Linked DNA regions of Homo sapiens: region 1 is linked to region 2. The links are chromatin contacts, found by Hi-C or POLR2A ChIA-PET in ENCODE. All regions are on one chromosome and are shown on one strand. The core of a region is the stretch at or near the end of the contact, and the rest is flanking DNA. Distances in the headings are between cores, read along the strand shown.

Region 1 (3,775 bases), core at 660-3,159, 95 kb after region 2:
TCATTTATTTTTCAATCTGAAAACTGTAGGCCAGGTGCAGTGGCTCACACCTGTAATCCCAGCACTTTGGGAGGCCGAGGCAGCCAGATTGCTTGAGCCCAGGTGTTCAAGACCAGCCTGGGCAACATGGCAAAACCCCGTCTCTACAAAAAATACAAAGAAACTGGAGAGGTGTGCACCAGTAGTCCCAGCTACTCAGGAGGCTGAGCTGGGAGGGTCACTTGAACCTGCAAGGTCAAAGCTGCAGTGAGCCATGATAGTACTGTACTCCAGCCTGGGCTACAGAATGAGTCCCTGTCTCAAAAAATTTTAAAAAGTCTTGGCTGGGCGCAGTGGCTCCCACCTGTAATTCCAACACTTTGGGAGGCCTAGGCGGGTGGATTACCTGAGATCGGGAGTTTGAGACCAGCCTGACCAACATGGAGAAACCCTGTCTCTACCAAAAATACAAAAATTAGCTGGGTGTGGTGGCGCATGCCTGTAATCCCAGCTACTCGGGAGGCTGAGGCAGGAGAATCGCTTGAACCCCAGAGGCGGAGGTTGTGGTGAGCCATGAGATCGCGCCATTACACTCCAGCCTGGGCAACAAGAGCAAAACTGTCTCAAAAAAAAAAAAAAAAAAAAAAAAAAAAAGTCTTAAACAGAGTCCTTTTCCCCCCTCATCAGCCTAACCTGGCCCTGGGCTCAGAGCAGAGCTGCCCAAGACACTAAGCAGTTAGGAAATGCCATTCATTCATTCATTCATTCATGAAAATAAAATTAAGAAAATTGCATATATCAAGTATTCTGCAAAATTAGATACACATATCACCCGATATATATGTGTAACATACACATATGACATTGTGAACAGTTGTGCACATCATTAAAAATGTAACATGTTTTATTTGTCACACTGTCTGGCATAACAGGTACTCAACATATATGCGAATCAACTTTTCCAAGACAGAAAATACTTCAGAGGAGGAGAAATCTGACCTGGGCCCTGAAGAATAAAGTGTAAATAGCAATAATAACAGATAACGCTTAATGACTGCATTCAATGAGCCAGGCATTGTGCTAAGTAATTTAATGGGATTGTCTCATTCATTCTCACAAGTACTGTAAGAGATAACGGACTGTTAGTAAACCCATTCTACAGACAAAGAAACCAAGGCACAGAGTGGTTAAGTCACTTTCCCCAAGATCACACAAGTCTTAACTAGTAAAATTCAAACAAAAGCAAGCTACTCCAGGGCCTTAAGGAAGACGTGGGTGGGTGAATGAATGAATGAGTGAATGGCATATTCTAGCTGCTTAGTGTTTTGGGCAATCCTGCTGTGAGCCCAGGGCCAGACTAGGTTGATGAGAGGGGAAAAGGACTCAGTTTAGGACTTTTAAGACGAAAGCTCCTGTTCACTTGCCTACAAGACACCAATTCGAGTAGGAATTAAAGTTCACTGACAGCTTGGCGACCTCTGACACCTGGTAGACCAGAAACCTCACAGTCAAAAAAATCGAACCTGACGAGGGAGGACGGGATCAGTGATCTCTGACCGGCACCCCAAGCATTCCTGGATGGCAGGGCCGGCTTACACGCAAGGATCAGCTTAGAATGACCCCTAACACTTGGTTTAAGGCTCTGCTTCCAACGACTTTAAATCCTTAATAATTTTTTAACAAGGGGCCCCACGTTTTCATTTTGTACTGGGTCCTGCAAATTATGCGGCCAATCCTGTTAAGTGACAACCTTTAGCAGGTAGGAGACAGGTACTGGGGAAACAGCCACTTATCTCTCGAATATGTTCCACACGTACGCACCAATCAAACTTGCCCACTTGGTCTTCGTAGACCGCGGCCGCAGGAATCAGCAGCGTAGCCCAAAGCCAGAAACGAGAAGCCCACTCAGCCGCCATGATGCGAGCGCATGCACCACCCACCGCCGTCCCGGCATGCACCGCGCCGCGGGCTCCGCCTCCGCGGGACCACAGAGCTGGGATAGCGCGCGAGGCCCTCGGTCGGACGGGACGCTCGGGATTCAGGGACTGCCTCGGCACACGGGAAGTTGCCCTACAGGCGCGGGAGAAAGCGCAGGCGGCGGCTTGGCAGGGAGAGGCAGGCTGCAGTGCACATTGGGTCAGGCACACGCGAGGGGCAGCCCCCGAGGGCCGTCCCAGAGTCCCCCGCGCCGCCGGGGTCCTAACGGGGTGCACCGTCTTCCGCCGCACGTGGATTCAGCGCGATGCCCAAATCCAAGCGCGACAAGAAAGGTGGGCGAAGGGGGAGTCGGGACCCTGGGGGGAGCTCCGTGGGCTGGCTACCCAGCCTGCGGTGAGGGCTTCGGGGCGGCGGGGGCGCAGATTGGAACGCCAGGACATCCTCGAGGTGTTCCGCTGCCTCGCTGCGAGCTGGAATGGGGGCTTCGGGGCTGTAAAACCGCCAGAGGTGGCTGACGCCCGGTCGGGTCTGGGGAGCGGAGACTCGTTTTGCCTAGTTTCAGGTGCTCTTGCAAGGCCAACTGGGTCGGGAGGCAGCTCCTGAACACCGCCCCCGGCTATGCCTGCTGCCGTTTCGGCCCACTTTTCCCAACTTCGGCCCTTTCTCATCTTCCTGCGCTCCCGCCACCCTGGCTGCCTTTCCCTTCTTTCAGCACAGGTTTGTTCCCGTGTCTGGCGTTGTGTGTCTGCGGTTGTTTCTGCCTGGCATGCTTACATCTTCGTATGGTTTGCGCCTTCTTAGTTGTCAGTTAATAGGATCCCTCTGAGACAGGGTCTCGCTCTGTTGCCCAGGCTGGAGTGCAGTGGCGCGATCGTAACACTGCAGGCCGGATGCGGTGGCTCACGCCTGTAATCCCAGCACTCTGGGAGGCCGAGGCGGGCGAATCATCTGAGGTCGGGAGTTCCCGACCAGCCTGGCCAATATGGTGAAACCCCTTTTCTACTAAAAATACTAAAAATTAGATGGGCATGGTGGCAGGTGCCTGTAATCCCAGCTACTTGGGAGACTGAGGCGGGAGAATCGCTTGAATCCGGGAGGCGGAGGTTGCAATGAGCCGAGATCGCTCCACTGTACTGCAGCCTGGGCACGACAGAGCGAGACTCCGTCTCAAAAATAAATAAATAAAATAAGTCACTGCAGCCTTGACCTCCTTGGCTTAAGCGATCCTCCCACCTCAACCTCCCGAGTAGCTGAGACTACAGGCGCACGCCACCACACCCAGCTAGGTTTTTTTTGTTTATTTTTTATAGAGAAGACTCAGTGTGTTGCCAAGCTGGTCTCGAACACCTGGGCTCCAACCACCCTCCCTGAGTGCTGGGATTACAGGCGTGAGCCACTACACCCGACTTGCGCACCTCTTAAGAGACCGTTTTTGACCACCTTTGCTGTGGTGGCCTCTCTCTTAACCCGGCTCCCTGGAATATTCAAAAATATTTAGGGGTCTGGCACTTTCTAGGCGTTAGAGGATACAGCAGTCACAAGGAAAGCCTATTTCTTATCGAGCCTAACGTTTTAGGAGAAACATATTCCGCAAAATGCTAAAAATCAGATTGAAAATGGGGTGAAGAGATGTTGATATTTTGTATAGTGTGGTCGGGAAAGGTCTCACTGATGAAGTGACAAATGAGCAGAAAATAAAGAAAGGAAGCGAGCAACCTGTGGAATTGAGCAGCTGTGGAATTATCTGGGAGAATGCTGTTCCAAGTAGAGGGAACCTGAAGTGAAAAGGCTCTGAAATGGGAGCAGATATGACGTGTTTGGGACAAGAGGCCAGTGAGGCTGGAGCAGAAGGAGCCAA
Region 2 (3,953 bases), core at 1,437-3,936:
TGGAGTCTCCACTGTGAGGTTCCATGTCCGAAGAACAGGTGGCCCTATGTGCCTAGAGGCTATCAACTGCAGAGGGCCATGGAGCTGCCTAAGGCTAATGACCCATTGTCCTATCAGGATCTCCAAACACATCGAGTTAGTGTGAACTGGTATCCATTTTATTTCATCCCAAACCATGTAATTCCCAAAGAAAGGTCTGAGAGAAAGTGCTACAATGGGTCATCAATGGCAGATAAGAAACAAGGGAAGACACCATAAGCCTCTTCTTCCTCCTCCCTAAATGAAACTCTCACTACCTTACACACCCCTCTATTATTTGCAAACTTGTTGAAAGTCTCTTCCTCCCCCATATCCAACCATGCCCCCATTACTGATACGTTCTATTTGCTAACAGAGTAAGTCTCCCCAGGAGAAAAACTTAAAGGGCATTATGGCAGAATGAGTGTCTAAGAGAAATTTAGGTTCCCTTCTCACATTAAAATCACATTTATAACATTAACTATAGGTTTTCCTTCTGAGTAACAGTGGACCCCTAAACTACCTCTGACAGCTTGGGGTCTCCACAGTGGAGGACAAACCGTGCAGACAACCCAACCTGCCAAACCCGGATGTTCCTTGATTTTAAAGATACCTAGCAGGGGAGAAAAAAAGGTTGGCTGGAGAAAATTAAGTTTCACAAAACTCAGAACAGATAGCAGATAGTGGGAGTGGAGATCCCACATTGAATGTGGACATTGCGGAAGTTGAACATTAAATGTTCATTCCCACCTTTTGATGTTGATGGGGAAGAGTTGCAACACCTCCAGGGTTGTCCTGCTGATGGTGGCTGCGAATGATTTGCCTTGACAATAGCTGAAGAACAACATCTGCAACACGTGGGAGTAGTACACGGACACACCACCGCCCGCCACCTGGCTGTTACTGTCCTGCTGGCACAAAGACACATATTTGCAGTAATTCATGTTGCCTTGGCTACCAACTTCCGGTTTATACTGGTTATTATTTTCAATCATGATCAGGTGCTCTCATACTCTAAGCATGAGATCCCTGTGGGTAAATCTTACAAAGACCCTGAGAAAAATGGAACTTGAAGTTGAATTAATTTAGCCCTAAAGGATAAGAGAGTTTGCTATTAGGTAGAAAGTTAGATGGAAAAACAAAGAAAAAGAAAAAAAGATCCAGTTAGATGAAGTCCACAGAAAAATGTTATAAAAGAACAAAGAAAAAAGAATAGAGGAGTTGCTAAATAATTAAATCCGGAATAGAAGGAAATAGCAACATGTGCTCTAACCTTCAGGTCCTCATGATTGATTTCCAACACATTAGTGACATAGAAGGGTCCCTGCTGGGCACTGCTGGCCTCTTCCATAAGCTGAGTATAGATGTACCCAGCCGAAGACATTATAACAATGATGTTCTTTCCCTCCTCATTGAAAAGGAAGGTAACATCTCTTATCTTTGAGCTTGGCAGGAGAAAATAGAAGGTTGGACTCAAGGCATCAACACACAGGTCATAAATCTGCAGGATGGAAGAAAAATTAAATAAGGGAAATCTATCTCAGTCCCATCCCCCAAATATCTTAGTGAATCCAAATAGCCGGAACTGACCAATAACAGGCATTCATTCTCCATTCAGTAAAAAAATGGAGTGTTAGGCACTGGTCTTATAAAGATGAACAGAACACCTTTCACTCTCCTTCAAGGAATGAGTAGGGGACAGACATACATAAATAAATTCTGAAACAAGTATGGTAATAGGTGTGCACTTGGTACAGTGAGGGTAGAACCAGAATCAATTCCCTATTGCCTAAAGACAGAAAGCTCCTACTCAGCAACATAGCAAAAGTGACAAAATATGGCTTGTTATCATTTTTAGAGACAGGGTCTTGCTCTATCACCCAGATTGGAGTGGAGTGGCGTGGCATGATCACAGCTCACTGCACCCTTGAACTAAGCCTCAAGTAATTCTCCACCTCAGCCTTCCAAGTAGCTGGTACTACAGGTGAAAGTCATGGCACCCAGCTGATTTTTTTAACTCCTGGGAGAAGCTAGCACATAGTGATTCTGGATTTAAAAGTAGAAAAATTCTAGGACCATATCATCAAAGAACTGTAACTGTACCTTAACAAAGTCTGCGGTGACAATTGCTAACTCGGTCTGTGAACCAGGTAACCACACGGCTTTGATGATGAAGTTCCCCGTTGCCAACTGAGGGTGCAAAACCAAGTGATCCGAAACAGAGCCTGAGCTACTAAAGGTGAGCACATGACAGTCCTGGACAATGTTTAAGAAACAAAATGGTGAAAAGATGATCTGAAAAGTGGGCTAATTCATTTCAGAGTAATGACGTTCCCTTTTTTCCTCTAATATCCCCTGCCTTCAGACAGTATTTAGACTGTCTAGTAACATTCAGGTTTCATGAACACAAAGATTACTTCCAATATTGGAGAAATCTGAAAGATCTGGGAGAAATTCAAAGAAAAATTCCTTTTGCATTTCAGTAGGTTTTAAATTTTAATCTCCACAACGAATAAGAAAAAGTAGTTCTGAGAACAGGGGAGAGAAAATGACTAGAATCCACAGCTCAAGGCAATCAAACCTAGATCCGGATTTTTACCTTTAGCCCACAAACCGCCAAGTAGTCTTCCTTGCAGGGATTTCCTGTGAGGCTCAACACAGTAAAAGGAACTGGGGCAGAAGCCAAGCGGGTCAGAGTTAACTTCCTTTTGCTGGAATCTGCTTGCTTCAGGAGTGCAGAGAGCTGCAGAACGGTGATCTGCAAAGGAACAATGACTAATTTATTCCTACTCCTGGTCCTCTCAGAGAAGTCAAAGCAAGTAACAAAAACTCTTTCAATAGGGATAACAGGTTGCACACTTTTTTCTTTACAGATAAGTCTAGTAGAAAATCCTAGATCAGTATTAGTCTCTATTACTCCTGGCTAAAAGCTATGGAATGTATTTCCATGGAGGACAGAACAGGTAAGTAATGAAAACAATTTCTCTTTATATAGTTCACAAAATAGTTTAAGAATACCTACGTACCACTGTCCTTTTCTAGTTTTCTAGGAAACTGTTTTTAAAATGATTTTAGAGTTGTTTGAAGGACTATCCATATTTTCACTTAAAATAAAAGTTAAAACAACATTAGTGGTGATGGAGAGGCCAGAATACAGAAAAGTGTGAGTTAAGATACCTAGCACTCTTCCAACTTCTACTAGCTCTATAACACAATACAAACTTACTTATGTGCTTAACAGAGCTGGGATGGCACGGCAGCACTACATAAGCAACACTGAGTGTTCCTATGAAAACTTTTGTCTCTCAGCTTATGCCCGCCAGAGTGACCAAACAGGGCAAGACTGGGAGCCAAGCCGTCCTCGGTAACTGCTAATCATTACTTTTTCCTGAGGGCTTTGAAGAATACGTTTTGAGTGGAAATTTACTAATTAGGAACAGTCCTAGTCATACCAGCTCTAGGTCTAATCAAATCAATTCAGGGTTCAAGTATTTGAAAAGCTCAACAAGATCTGTCCCTGAAGCATTCTTAGAACGCAGTGGACTTTTTCCCACAGAGGGCTAATCCGAATGTGGTCATCAATTTGTTTTGCTTAGCATTTAAGACAATATGACCTAAAGTAAGCGCACAAGAATTGGAGGACCCACCTTGCCCTTCTCATGGCTGACAGCCAAATGTTGGCGGCGCCCATGGGGAGAGGAGAGCACACACATAGCCACCCGCCTGAGCACATGAGCACTGATCAGCTGCCGGATGGTCTGGCCCTGGTCTCCACTGTAATTCATCCGCACATTCTCAAAGGCACCTTCCTGGGACCCTAAGGTGGGAACCTGGCAAAGAAGGAAGCAGAGAAAGTGGGCAGTAATGAGGCAAATAAAATCAAGTGGATTCACGCACTATTCATGTGCCTGAGACACTGCACAATTCAGTCATTC

The links. A loop is a pair of places that touch in the nucleus more often than their neighbours do. ChIA-PET counts read pairs that join two places held with the same protein, here RNA polymerase II (POLR2A). Pooled maps may share reads with other maps.
Region 1: a map of GM12878 shows a loop between it and region 2 (2.6-fold over the local background). The contact joins the promoter of EMC1 here to the enhancer-like site in region 2. A Hi-C loop is called at or near these places in 5 of 168 maps with a recorded cell type or tissue (GM12878, IMR-90, astrocyte of the cerebellum and 2 more), 10 of 37 single-sample maps with no recorded cell type and 10 of 50 pooled maps. POLR2A ChIA-PET finds 5 or more read pairs at or near these places in 9 of 52 experiments (CD8-positive, alpha-beta memory T cell, HEK293, OCI-LY7 and 6 more).

The regions. Positions count from the first base shown.
Region 1 is chr1:19,249,615-19,253,389 of GRCh38, forward strand. EMC1 (ER membrane protein complex subunit 1) reads right to left here and starts at 1,910. Exons shown (of 23, transcript NM_015047.3): 1 at 1,801-1,910. The coding sequence starts at 1,895. MRTO4 (MRT4 homolog, ribosome maturation factor) reads left to right here and starts at 2,191. Exons shown (of 8, transcript NM_016183.4): 1 at 2,191-2,249. The coding sequence starts at 2,222. RefSeq lists an enhancer at 1,823-2,328.
Region 2 is chr1:19,154,150-19,158,102 of GRCh38, forward strand. It overlaps UBR4 (ubiquitin protein ligase E3 component n-recognin 4), which reads right to left. Exons shown (of 106, transcript NM_020765.3): 40 at 3,666-3,848; 41 at 2,618-2,776; 42 at 2,122-2,274; 43 at 1,292-1,519; 44 at 769-926. Among named protein-coding and RNA genes, the nearest start is that of UBR4, 54 kb to the right of the region's middle. RefSeq lists an enhancer at 1,874-3,073. Within about 2 kb of position 2,687, at least 5 of the 41 ENCODE cell types and tissues checked have a DNase peak (open chromatin) inside an H3K27ac peak, as active enhancers do.